4 separate regions of the Homo sapiens genome follow, and regions 1, 2 and 4 are each linked to region 3. Evidence: chromatin contacts called from ENCODE Hi-C or POLR2A ChIA-PET data. All regions are on one chromosome and are shown on one strand. The core of a region is the stretch at or near the end of the contact, and the rest is flanking DNA. Distances in the headings are between cores, read along the strand shown. Region 1 holds the start of CAPN3 (calpain 3). Region 2 holds the start of STARD9 (StAR related lipid transfer domain containing 9). Region 3 overlaps ZNF106 (zinc finger protein 106). Region 4 holds the start of LRRC57 (leucine rich repeat containing 57).

Evidence for each region. A loop is a pair of places that touch in the nucleus more often than their neighbours do. ChIA-PET counts read pairs that join two places held with the same protein, here RNA polymerase II (POLR2A). Pooled maps may share reads with other maps.
Region 1: a loop to region 3 is called in a pooled map of posterior vena cava, with 2.0 times the contacts of the local background. The contact joins the promoter of CAPN3 here to the enhancer-like site in region 3. A Hi-C loop is called at or near these places in 1 of 168 maps with a recorded cell type or tissue (ascending aorta) and 3 of 50 pooled maps. POLR2A ChIA-PET finds 5 or more read pairs at or near these places in 3 of 52 experiments (GM12878, H1 and naive thymus-derived CD8-positive, alpha-beta T cell).
Region 2: a pooled map shows a loop between it and region 3 (2.7-fold over the local background). The contact joins the promoter of STARD9 here to the enhancer-like site in region 3. A Hi-C loop is called at or near these places in 3 of 50 pooled maps. POLR2A ChIA-PET finds 5 or more read pairs at or near these places in 8 of 52 experiments (A673, BJ, GM12878 and 5 more).
Region 4: a pooled map shows a loop between it and region 3 (2.3-fold over the local background). The contact joins the promoter of LRRC57 here to the enhancer-like site in region 3. A Hi-C loop is called at or near these places in 4 of 50 pooled maps. POLR2A ChIA-PET finds 5 or more read pairs at or near these places in 9 of 52 experiments (A549, A673, GM12878 and 6 more).

The regions. Positions count from the first base shown.
Region 1 is chr15:42,357,956-42,360,916 of GRCh38, forward strand. It overlaps CAPN3 (calpain 3), which reads left to right and starts at 1,546. Exons shown (of 24, transcript NM_000070.3): 1 at 1,546-2,159. The coding sequence starts at 1,851. RefSeq lists an enhancer at 1,954-2,454.
Region 2 is chr15:42,574,137-42,577,147 of GRCh38, forward strand. STARD9 (StAR related lipid transfer domain containing 9) reads left to right here and starts at 1,470. Exons shown (of 33, transcript NM_020759.3): 1 at 1,470-1,626. The coding sequence starts at 1,580. RefSeq lists a silencer at 978-1,607.
Region 3 is chr15:42,470,136-42,473,177 of GRCh38, forward strand. It overlaps ZNF106 (zinc finger protein 106), which reads right to left. Exons shown (of 22, transcript NM_001366845.3): 2 at 2,101-2,186. The coding sequence starts at 2,154. Among named protein-coding and RNA genes, the nearest start is that of ZNF106, 19 kb to the right of the region's middle. Within about 2 kb of position 1,550, at least 11 of the 41 ENCODE cell types and tissues checked have a DNase peak (open chromatin) inside an H3K27ac peak, as active enhancers do; they include ascending aorta, where a contact is called at or near this core.
Region 4 is chr15:42,547,214-42,550,089 of GRCh38, forward strand. LRRC57 (leucine rich repeat containing 57) reads right to left here and starts at 1,580. Exons shown (of 6, transcript NM_153260.3): 1 at 1,480-1,580; 2 at 1,138-1,243; 3 at 893-1,031; 4 at 48-316. The coding sequence starts at 1,221. HAUS2 (HAUS augmin like complex subunit 2) reads left to right here and starts at 1,625. Exons shown (of 6, transcript NM_018097.3): 1 at 1,625-1,752. The coding sequence starts at 1,660. RefSeq lists an enhancer at 1,416-1,885.

The DNA.
Region 1 (2,961 bases), core at 296-2,795, 110 kb before region 3:
GCATTTTCTTGGAGGGACAGATGGCTAGGCTGATGGTTCCTGCAAGCCCAGACATAGAGTCCTTCAAAGCCGCAATCCCAGGGATCAGGAGGCTGATAGTACTCCCTATTTTACCTGTCACTTCCCACCTTCTTCCATAGCCTCTAATCTTGGATTATTGAGACTGGTCGCATGGGAACAGGCATGACTGCAGCCTAGGACATGCCTCCACTCTGCCATACTTGAAATGTGCTCATCTCCTTACAGCCCAGGGAGCAGCTATTGTGGGTAGAAGACAAGGTGGAGGCCAGGCAGGCACTTCCCTTCCCCAGAGCCACTTATGCTCTCATCTAAGAGCCCTGAAACCAGGTGTGACATCCCAGGAGTTGACAGACAGTCTGGTTCAGTATCTAATTCCAACTTCTGTCTCAGATGCCTAATGTGGCATGGCTGAATGAGTCAACATATAACCTGTACAGTAAGTCCTCACTTAACATCATTGATAGGTGCTTGTAAACTGTGACTTTAACGAAAACATACCGTGTGCTGTAGGGACTTAACTCTTGTTTATATCAGTTAGCCTGGTTTCACTATACAGTACATCATTTTGCTTAAAGTCACAGCTTACGAGAACCTATCGATGATGTTAAGTGAGGATTTTCTCTGCTCAGGTGCACTTTTTTTTTTTTTTAAGACGGAGTCTCTTTCTGTCACCTGGGCTGGAGTGCAGTGGCGTGATCTGGGTTCACTACAACCTCTGCCTCCTGGGTTCAAGCAATTCTTCTGTCTCAGCCTCCCAAGTAGCTGGGATTACAGGCACCCGCCGCCACACCCGGCTTATTTTTGTATTTTTAGTAGAGACAGGGTTTCACTATTGTTGGCCATGCTGGTCTCGAACTCCTGACCTCATGTGATCCACCCGCCTCGGCCTCCCAAAGTGCAGAGATTAGAGACGTGAGCCACATGGCCCAGCAGGACCACTTTTTAGCAGATTCAGTCCCAGTGTTCATTTTGTGGATGGGGAGAGACAAGAGGTGGCAAGGTCAAGTGTGCAGGTAGAGACAGGGATTTTCTCAAATGAGGACTCTGCTGAGTAGCATTTTCCATGCAGACATTTCCAATGAGCGCTGACCCAAGAACATTCTAAAAAAGATACCAAATCTAACATTGAATAATGTTCTGATATCCTAAAATTTTAGGACTAAAAATCATGTTCTCTAAAATTCACAGAATATTTTTGTAGAATTCAGTACCTCCCGTTCACCCTAACTAGCTTTTTTGCAATATTGTTTTCCATTCATTTGATGGCCAGTAGTTGGGTGGTCTGTATAACTGCCTACTCAATAACATGTCAGCAGTTCTCAGCTTCTTTCCAGTGTTCACCTTACTCAGATACTCCCTTTTCATTTTCTGGCAACACCAGCACTTCATGGCAACAGAAATGTCCCTAGCCAGGTTCTCTCTCTACCATGCAGTCTCTCTTGCTCTCATACTCACAGTGTTTCTTCACATCTATTTTTAGTTTTCCTGGCTCAAGCATCTTCAGGCCACTGAAACACAACCCTCACTCTCTTTCTCTCTCCCTCTGGCATGCATGCTGCTGGTAGGAGACCCCCAAGTCAACATTGCTTCAGAAATCCTTTAGCACTCATTTCTCAGGAGAACTTATGGCTTCAGAATCACAGCTCGGTTTTTAAGATGGACATAACCTGTACGACCTTCTGATGGGCTTTCAACTTTGAACTGGATGTGGACACTTTTCTCTCAGATGACAGAATTACTCCAACTTCCCCTTTGCAGTTGCTTCCTTTCCTTGAAGGTAGCTGTATCTTATTTTCTTTAAAAAGCTTTTTCTTCCAAAGCCACTTGCCATGCCGACCGTCATTAGCGCATCTGTGGCTCCAAGGACAGCGGCTGAGCCCCGGTCCCCAGGGCCAGTTCCTCACCCGGCCCAGAGCAAGGCCACTGAGGCTGGGGGTGGAAACCCAAGTGGCATCTATTCAGCCATCATCAGCCGCAATTTTCCTATTATCGGAGTGAAAGAGAAGACATTCGAGCAACTTCACAAGAAATGTCTAGAAAAGAAAGTTCTTTATGTGGACCCTGAGTTCCCACCGGATGAGACCTCTCTCTTTTATAGCCAGAAGTTCCCCATCCAGTTCGTCTGGAAGAGACCTCCGGTGAGTAGCTTCCTGCTTGCTGGCTGGGTTTTCCCCCCACGGAGGAGTCCTCTCACTCAGCACCTCCGGCAGCTCAGCTGTGCACATGGGCACTGGGGGAAGGATCCTGGCAGCAGCTCTGCTGGGCTCTGTCTTTAAGTGTGAAGCAGGGAGGAGAGGAACAGGTCTCAGATATTTCACCAAATCTCAGCAAAATCCAGAGGGAGAGCGCAGGAGGTGGGGCTGATTCTTATGCTCTGGCTCTTTCTCTCTGAAAAAAAAAAAAAAATCTTGCTTTTTATAAAAGTGGGTGGAACTCAGTTTAATTCATCCTGTAAAAATAAATATTCCTTTCTCAGAACAAATTCCAGACAGCCCAGATGTACCTGTTCGTTTTAAATATTATTCATCTTTGTAAGATTATTTCAGTTTCTCTGGCTAAAATCATGATGTTATTCTTCTTTAATTTACCAATGGCCATATCTTTCTGAAACACAGAAACCCTAGAAAGAGAAGAGTCATAGGCAAGGAATATTTTTTCATGCATAAAATGTTGGGGTTAAAGAGAGAGAGACCTAGCAATCGCTTTTGTCCACCTACCTCACCTCATAAGTGAGGAGTCAAGGCACACTAGAGTGAAATATATCTAGTGGGCACATGACAGAGCCCGGATTAAAACTTTCTGTTTTAGGAAACTCTCCCAGCCTCTGGGTTTCATTTACAGTGATCGCCAGGAGGGAAATCACATTCCCCTGGCTCACCTCTCTGATCATCCCTCCAGTGTGACTCTTGTTCTTAATTCGAGAAATATTTATTGAGCATC
Region 2 (3,011 bases), core at 220-2,719, 100 kb after region 3:
AGGAAGGTGAAGGATCCAAACAATTTTATGCCAGTAAGGGATGATTTGATAAATTTGGAAAGGTTTGGTTTAAAATATGTCAAGATAACAAGAGAAGCAGCTTCTGCTGACCAAGAGGGAGCAAATGAGTTCCTAGACACCATTAAGGAAATAATTGAGAAGAAAGGGTATCTGCCTGAACAGCTTTTCGGTGCATATGCAAGTTCCCTATTCTGGAAAAATAAATGCCACAAAGGACATTTATTAGTAAGGAAGAGAAGCAAGCACCAGGATTTAAGGCAGGAAGGGATACGCTAATATTTTGTGCAAATGCAGTTGGGTTTATGATCAGCACTGCCCTTATCTATATGGCTGCTAACCCTCAAGCCTTGAAGGGAAAAGATAAACACCAGCCACCTGTCTTTTGGTTGTACAAGAAGACCTGGACAATAACCCTTTATCTGAATTGGTTCCATCTATGCTTTGTCCCTGATGTCAGGAAGTACCTTGCCAGTAAGGGACTGCCTTCTATTTTTTTATTTTATTTTTTTTAGACAGGGTTTTGCTCTGTCGCCCAGGCTGAAGTACAGTGGCGCGATCCAGGCTCACTGCAGCCTCCGCCTCCAGGGTTCAAGTAATTCTCCTGCCTCAGCCTCCCGGGTAGCTGGAATTACAGGCGCACGCCAACAGGCCCGGCTAATTTTCGTATTTTGAGTACAGACGGGGTTTCACCAGGTTGGTCAGGCTGAACTCGAACCCCTGACCTCAGGTGATCTCGCTTCAGCCTCCCAAAGTGCTGGGATTACAGACGTGAGCCACTGCACCCGGCCTGCCTCGAAAATTTAACCACAGAATTGACAGTTCAAGCGAACGCAGAGAATAAAAGTATTTAGCAAATTACTTTGCAAACTTTCGGACCAAAAGTTGATTTACTTGACTTTACATAGCACGGACACCTAGTCGAGGAACAAAAACTATTTCTGGGTAAGCGGGGCCAGGAACAACAGACTTAGCACTGAGTCCTCGCGGCCCACTCGGCTCAGGATTGGCTGAAGCTGGGCCGGCACTGCTGGGCCCGGTGCGGCACGCGCATGGGTGGGGGCGTCCCAAGAGGCTGTAGGGCGGAGCGAGGCGGGGCGAGCCCGGGCGTCCTCCCGCCCACCGACTAGCCAAGGCTCGGCGGGCACCACCCAGCTCGGGATGCAGCGCGTGTTTGGGCGGGGGCGACCCGGGAGGCTTCGGATGGAACGAGGCGGAGCGAGCCCTGGCATCCTCCCGCCCACCAGGCTAAGGACTGGCCGAACGTCCACACGGGCCCGCCTGCTCTGGCTGCGGCGCGTGTTTGGGCGGGGGCGAGTCAGGAGGCTTTAAGGAGGATTGAGGGGAGGCGGGGCCGGGAGTTCTCCCGCCCACCGGGCTCAGGATTGGCCGAAGCTAGGCAGGCACCGCCCCGCTCGGGCGGCAGCTCGCGTCCGCGCGGCGGCGTCCCCAGAGGCGCGTGGGGCGGGCGGGGCTGGGTTGGGGCTGTGTCTGGGCTTAGGGCGGGGGCCTGGGATGCTGCCGCTGAGCTGACCCGCTGGACTTGGGTTGTGGCAGACGGATGGCGAACGTGCAGGTCGCCGTGCGGGTCCGGCCGCTCAGCAAGAGGTGAGTCTCCGCGGGAGAGGGCGCCTGAGGCTTCACAGGAGCTGAAAAGAGCGGGAGGTCCGCGTCTCCCCCTGCAGAGATTCTGGCGCGCAGAAATCGGTGACAAAGTGACCCGGGGGGTCGGGGTCCGGAATCCACGGAGGCCTGGCGGGACGGGACCTCAGTCGAGCTTTCGCGTTGTGTCCTGGGGATAGCGGTTCCCGGACGGCCGCGGGAGGGCTGCCCTGGGTGAGCGTCGCTGGCGTCCTGCCAGCAGGAGTTTCGAGGGACGGCGGCTCGAGGCTTGCTGCATCGGGTTGGGCCTTTGAGAAAGGCTGGGAGAGGGATGAGCATTCTCCTCTCTCTTTCTGGGGGCTTGGGAGTACCCATGAGGACTGAGGCTGAATGGTGTGTGTTTCTGGGTGCGCGTGGGCTTCTCTGCGAAGATGTGGAGAAAGCAGAAGGTGAGGGCGTGAGGGGGAAATTGAGGCCGACACAGGTCGCGGTTTCTTTCTATGCTCGACAGCTGATTTAATCCAGGACGGAACTGTTAAGTAGGGGAAGTTGTTCCAACCCCTTCTTTCTCTCAGAGCCCTCAGTGCCCGTTTTCTCGTGGCTTATTTTGATTCCGCACCTCTCATCTCAGCCCTTGAGACATCCAGTGTGCAGCCACGAACTTTTTTCTCTTTGTCACCAGATGAAGTGTTTTTTAAAGATCAATTAGAGTTTGTTGACAGGTGGAGAGAGTTTAAAGAGCCTTCTATGTAGTAAGACCGCCAAGAGCAAAGGACTTAGACTGTAAGGGACTAACTAGAGGTTAAGTTTTGGTGGGGAAAGGGTGGTTGGTGTGGAGGGAAGTGAGTGGTGGAAGGTAAATCTGGCAGAGGGTGCTTTGGGGACCAGGAGGCACATGTTGGAATTATTTGGCAAGTTTAAAAATCTCTGGGACATAAGATAGCTTGATAATTGGGCAGAAGGATCAAGAAAGGTATCGTCTCCCATAATAAAATTGGGTACTAGTGTGGATTATGTTCGTCCTCATATAGAAATGATTGGCTTTGAAAAGTCTTGTAATTGACAGACTAATGAGAAGAGCAATGAGATAGAAAGAAACAAAAAGTTAAAGAGAATAGGAAGAAGGCAAAAGAGGTACACTGAAGAAAGAGGGAAAGCAGATGCCTGACCTGCTGCGTTTTGATTGGTAAATGGCTTGTGACACCTGGCTTCTTCATAACTGGATGTGGTAGCTCAGGGCTGGGGGGGGTTTTATAAGTGCAGATGCTATGCTGGAGGTAGTCTCTGGTATATTCTGTATTTGTGAAACTGTTCTTTTAGGGTTCTCAGGATAACAGTATTGACCACTCCTAACATTCAGTAACTTCTCAGTTCCTTGGACACTAGGAATT
Region 3 (3,042 bases), core at 300-2,799:
AGTAAGACTCCATCTCTATTATACACATATATTTAACTCCAGGGCTTCTCAGTATTTTATGTTAATGGGCCTCAGGATACTCAGGGATACCTTACACAGCTTTTCCCCATACTCAAGTCACTTAGAACCTTTTCTCCTCCATAGTTTATTTGGAGAAACCAGAGTTACACTAGTTTGGGAAATTGGAGACAAGCATGGCTTCAACACCAATTGTTCATAGTCCTATCTGAAAATAAGTATCAGTTATCCCTTCCAACTAACCCATTTTGTTACTTTCTTAAGTCATACCACTCACTTAAAGCAGGCCATTCCCTTGCTTTAAAAAAAAATAAAAAGGCAAAAAATAAAAATAAAAACTACAACCAGCTTTTCCTTTTTTTAAAAAAAAGGAAAATAAATAAAAACTACAATCAGCTTTTCCTAGGGCAGGAGTAGATAATTCCAGCCCTTCATTTAACTTCATTATGATCATGGAAAAGTATGAAGAGATAAAAGTATGTTTGAAACCAGAGTAGCAGAGCCAGAAAGATTTAAAATGGCAAAATCACAAAATCATGGTATCACAAGATAGGGCTGCTATTCTATGAAACTCTGATATCACATCTCTGAACAGCAGCCTTTCCATCTCACATCTTCTCCCTACCTCTGTCCAACGTGAAAGTAGTCATAAGGAATTCTGACTTATTGACAATTTGTATAAACCTTCATCAAATTTTTAAAACTAGAAGAGCATTCTTCTATTTTTGTAAACAGTAGCAGGTATATTATTAAACATGATTTTTAAATCTCACTAATTTTTCCATCACTAACAGAAATCTAGATAGAAAAAAAAATAGTATCCACCCAAGTCTACTTGGTGGATCATAATCGACCCTTCAGTCTGGCATCCAACACTGTTTATCAACTATCTTCACTTAATTACAAATTACAGTCCTGCTATTCCCAAGGCAAAACTGTTTTAATCAGATGAGCCTTCTTGCCAACTCCTAGAACTGTCATACTCCATTCCATTTGTCTCTGTACATGTTGTTCTCCTACCCAAAATATCTCTTCCTCGTTTCTCTTAAACCATCGTTACTCTAGACACTTTTCAAAGTTTACCACTTCCACTCACACTTCCCTGGCTAACCTAGCCCATGATCCTCCCAGTTCTCTGCATTTCCAGTAACAATCAAGAGCATCTTAAAAGCAAAGAGAATAAATTCCTCAGTATTTAAACTAGCAGCACTACTCTGAAAGCAAATGATAAAGGCAGGTAAAGGCAAAAAGTGACACAAATTGCAGCCAATTTTAGGTCCTAAAAAGATGTTTTGGCCGGGCACAGTGGCTCATGCCTGTAATCCTAGCACTTTGACAGGCCCGAGGCAGGTGAAAAACCTGTGGTCAGGAGTTCAAGACCAGCCTGTGCAACATGGTGAAACCCTGTCTCTACTAAAAATACAAAAATCAGCCATACCCAGCAGCACATGCCTGTAATCCCAGTTACTTGGGAGGCTGAGGCAGGAGACTCACTTGAACTGGGGAGGCAGAGGTTGCAGTGAGCTGAGATTGCGCCACTGCACTCCAGCATAGGCAACACAGTTAAGTCTCCATTTCAAAAAAAAAGTTTTACTTTGAGCAACATCCCCACCTTGTGGACATCTAGGATATTGTTAATACCATTTCTGCTGTGCTGCATTTTTCACAAGCATAGGCATAAACAGATTGTAGGTACATATAATAGATGCTATATCCTTAGCTAATCAAAAAGTACATGATTTTAAAATTACAGAAAGCAGTATGACTTCAAATAACCTTGGAATTTTAAGGTATCTTCCCTATAACTGGTTACTAAATTTCTGTGTCATCTAGTTTTGAATACGCTCAAATTCTGGATGGACAGAAGTTTAATAATACAGGTACTGGCTTTAGGAGGCAGTAACGAGAAAGAAACCAGTGGAATGAGACTATGGTTTAGGAAAGAAAAGAAGCATAAATAAGACATTGTCAAAGCTTTTCCTATTAATAACATATGTCTATTAATATTAATAACATCTATTAATAACATGTCTCTTTAAAAAATAGTCATAAAGCCTCAGATTCTCCCTCTTCCATTATTACCTTTTTTGAGCTGTACACGATGTGGCATAATATGCATTTTCGTTCTCGTACCATAGTGACCAGATCTGAAGCACTCAACGTCACAGCTGCAATGAGGAAGTAACATTTAGTAACCTTTTCTCCTCAGTACCTTCTTACATTCATCTTCACATAACCAAAATTACAAGTCTTATCTTCCTCACCTCCACCTTGCTCCTCCCCCAGATCTTTCCGTTTCCAGGTGCATAGGGTAAACATTTTGGGAGCCATCCTTGATCCTTCTTTTTCACCCCATATCCACCCTCATTAGGAAATTGTCAGACCTACCTTGCTATATAGCCAAATTCCAACACTTCTCACCACCCAGCACATCTCTCATCCCACACGGCATTACCCTACTACTGAAACGACTCCTTCCTTCTGCTCTTGTCCTCTCACAGCTGATTCTCAAAACAGTGTTTTGAGAGTAGCCAAAGATTCTTAGAATAAGATTCTTTTAAAGTTTAATTCAGAATGGACAGGTGCAGGGGCTCACGCCTGTAATCCCAGCATTTTGGGAGGCCGACGCGGGCAGATCACGAGGTCAGGAGTTAGAGACCAGCCTGGCCAACATGGTGAAACCCCGTCTCTACTCAAAATACATAAATTAGCTGGGTGTGGTGGCAGGTGCCTGTAATACCAGCTACTCAGGAGGCTAAGGCAGAATTGCTTGAACCCAAGAGCGGAGGTTGCAGTGAGCTGAGATTGCACCACGGCACTCCAGCCTGGGCGACAGAGCAAGACTCCAACTTTGAAAAAAAAAAAAAAAACAAGTTTAAGTTAGAACATATACAGGTTGAAAATTCCAAATCTAAAAATCTGAAATCTGAAATCTGAAATGATCCAAAACCGGAAACTTTTTGGGTGTCAACATGATGCTCAAAGGAAATGCCCGCTGGAGCAGTTTAGATTTGGAATGTTCCG
Region 4 (2,876 bases), core at 330-2,829, 77 kb after region 3:
TAAAGCCACACATATGCTGTAGGAAAAAAAACCTTAAAGCTCTAGACCTGATTCTGGTTGAGGTTGAGTTCGATGACTTGCAGCTCTCCCACTGAGTCAGGTATACTTCGAATCTGGTTCTTAGAGAGATCCATCACATCCAGGTGCCGTAGGCTACAAAGTTGGGGAGGTAATGCTCCCAGTTGGTTCCCAGAGAGGCTCAGGGTCTTGAGGGCAGAGAGTTGCCCAAAGGTAGACGGCAGCTCTCTAAGGTGATTGTTGTTTAGGCTTAGCGTCTCTAGTTTTTTCAGATTGCATATCTCATCAGGCAGAACAGCTGGCAAAGAAAAATTTTTTTAAAACCTGAATGTGATAGAGCTGAAAACAACTTTGATGAAGTTTATAAAGACTATATGGCAGCCTGCTTCGCCTCTTGTTAATATATGTAAAACTCCCACATGTGCCATTTTTAGATATTGCATTTTACCAACATAGTCTTTAGAAGGTGAGGGTGCCATCAAAATGCCGGAGAGCATTTGTGTGTATAATGGGCTCCTTTTGTAAAGGGGCCCAAGGCACAATCCGACAGCAATTTTGTGATATTTGGAAGATCCTCCCCTTCTCATCCATCCCCCATTCCAAGTTAGGTAGCTTTGTTTACATTACATCCCCAAAATGTTCTTCTCTTTCAAGTCCAAATTAACCCAGTAACAATCATTATAACACCCAATCATTATAAGGCTTATTTTAGATGTAATTACAAGAAGTAGAAAGAAGGCTTCAAGGATTCCGGCATTCGCAACTTGAGCCCTCCTGCACGGTTTCATAACAAAAACAAAAATCAGCTTGTAAGAGAAAACCACCCCTGGTAACAGCTGATCACTAGCAAAAGCCTCCCTGGCGAGAGCCATACTCAGTTTGTTGTTGTTCAGGGAGAGGCTCTTCAGCAGAGTGAACTTTCCTATCAGCAAAGGCGGTAGGCTTTCGATCTTGTTGTTGGACAAGTCGATGGTCCTGAGATTGCTCGTCAGCTTCTGCAAGTCTGCGGGGAACTGGAGAAAGGAGTTCACAGCGTGGGGAATCCCGCACCGACTAAGTTCGCCGCCCCCGCCGTCCCTCTCCCTTTAAGTTCCCTGGTCGTGTCCCTCCCAGTCTCACCTCGGTCAGCCCTCGGTCCTTAAGCTGAAAGACACCAGTTTTCTGCGCCGTTTCCACATGAGCGCGGAGCGCACTGTTTCCCATCCTAGCGCCGCGGCTCAGGTCCCTGCGGGAAGGAAGCGCTGCTGTCACCGCCCAGTCCACCCGGTCGGCCTCCCGGCTGGGGCTCCTGCCCCAGCTCTCAACTCCCGCCGATCCCTGGCTCCTGGGGCCCGACCCAAGAGCGACAAGGAAGAAACGGAAGAACACACAGCCCGACCACCAAGCCCTGCCGCCTTTGCAGCTCTGCGGAGGCCAGGCGCCTCTGGGAGCCTACGGAAGATCAGGGAGCCCCGGACTCGCCTCCCACCGCTCAGCTGCCGTAAGGCTCCGCAGGTGAAGACCCAGGACCCGCAGTAGCCGGGATGCGCTCCCCGGCTTAGTCCCGGGCGGGAACGCCCTGTGACGTCATCGAGCCGCGCCGTGCGTTCGCCCTGCGATCCCGCTCACTCTTGGCGCCTTCGCGGAAGGTGCGTCCGAGCCATGGCCGCTGCCAACCCGTGGGACCCGGCGTCCGCGCCTAACGGCGCTGGGCTAGTGCTAGGCCACTTCATAGCTTCGGGGATGGTCAATCAGGTACGTGGGGGTGGCGGTGGTGTCATCAAGGGGGTGCCCAAGGTGGCAACAATATGGCTGTGAGTTGGTGCTGCTGGCTGTGGGAGTGGTGAGGGTCCTGGTTGGGGTCTGTACTAGAGTAATAAGAGCCCCTTCCAGGCAACAGCCGCGAACGTTCTGCCGTGGATGCTTGGAAAGCGGGGATCTGAGTAGATGGTGTTTAGGGTAGACTGTGTTTTGAGTGTCTGTAGGGTAAATTTGTCCCAGTCCAGTTTGTGGGAGATTAGACTGTTACCAGCCTTTTTTTCATCCAGTGATACTGCCTCTAGACTGTAGTGTAAGGGCGGGGATGGGAAATACGGGTCGTTCTGTCCCCTTGCGGAACAAGCATTTCCAACAACCCTCGTTTGTGGGAAGTGTTGAATCGTATTTGGGGCGGGAGGTGCTGGGTAGAGAAGAGCGCCAGAAGCTCTTTTTTGACATTTTTATTTTATTTTATTATTTATTTATTTATTTATATGAGACAGAGTCTCGCTCTAACGCCCAGGCTGGAGTGCAGTGGCGTGGTCTCGGCTCACTGCAACCTCCGCCTTCCTGGTTCAAGCGATTCTCCTGCCTCAGCCTCTGGAGTAGCTGGGACTACAGGCGCCCACCACCACACCCAGCTAATTTTTTTTTGTATGTTTAGTAGAGACGGGGTTTCACCTTGTAAGCCAGGATGGTCCCGATCTCCTGACCTCGTGATCCACCCGCCTCGGCCTCCCAAAGTGCTGGGATTACAGGCGTGAGCCACCGCGCCCGGCCTTGGCATCTTTAAAGGCAAAAAAAAAAAAAAAAAAAAAAAAGTATTGGCTAAAAAGATAAGACCTTGGAACGTGAATGGAGGAAGAGATTAATTTTGAGAAGGAGAGAAAAGAGACATTAACCCAAGGAGTCACGGAGTGGCAGTTTTAGGTTGGGCAAGAGGAGCATGTCGGAGGAAGGAGCCAACAGAGGGAGAAATTGAACATGTGAGGAAATAATGGAATGCAGTGACAGGAGGGCATGGGGCAAGTGGGATCAAGGGCATTGAGAAAAATGGGGAAATAAATTTTGATATATAGAGGAAGTTGAGAAATTTCACTAAAAAGAAAACAGAAAAGTTA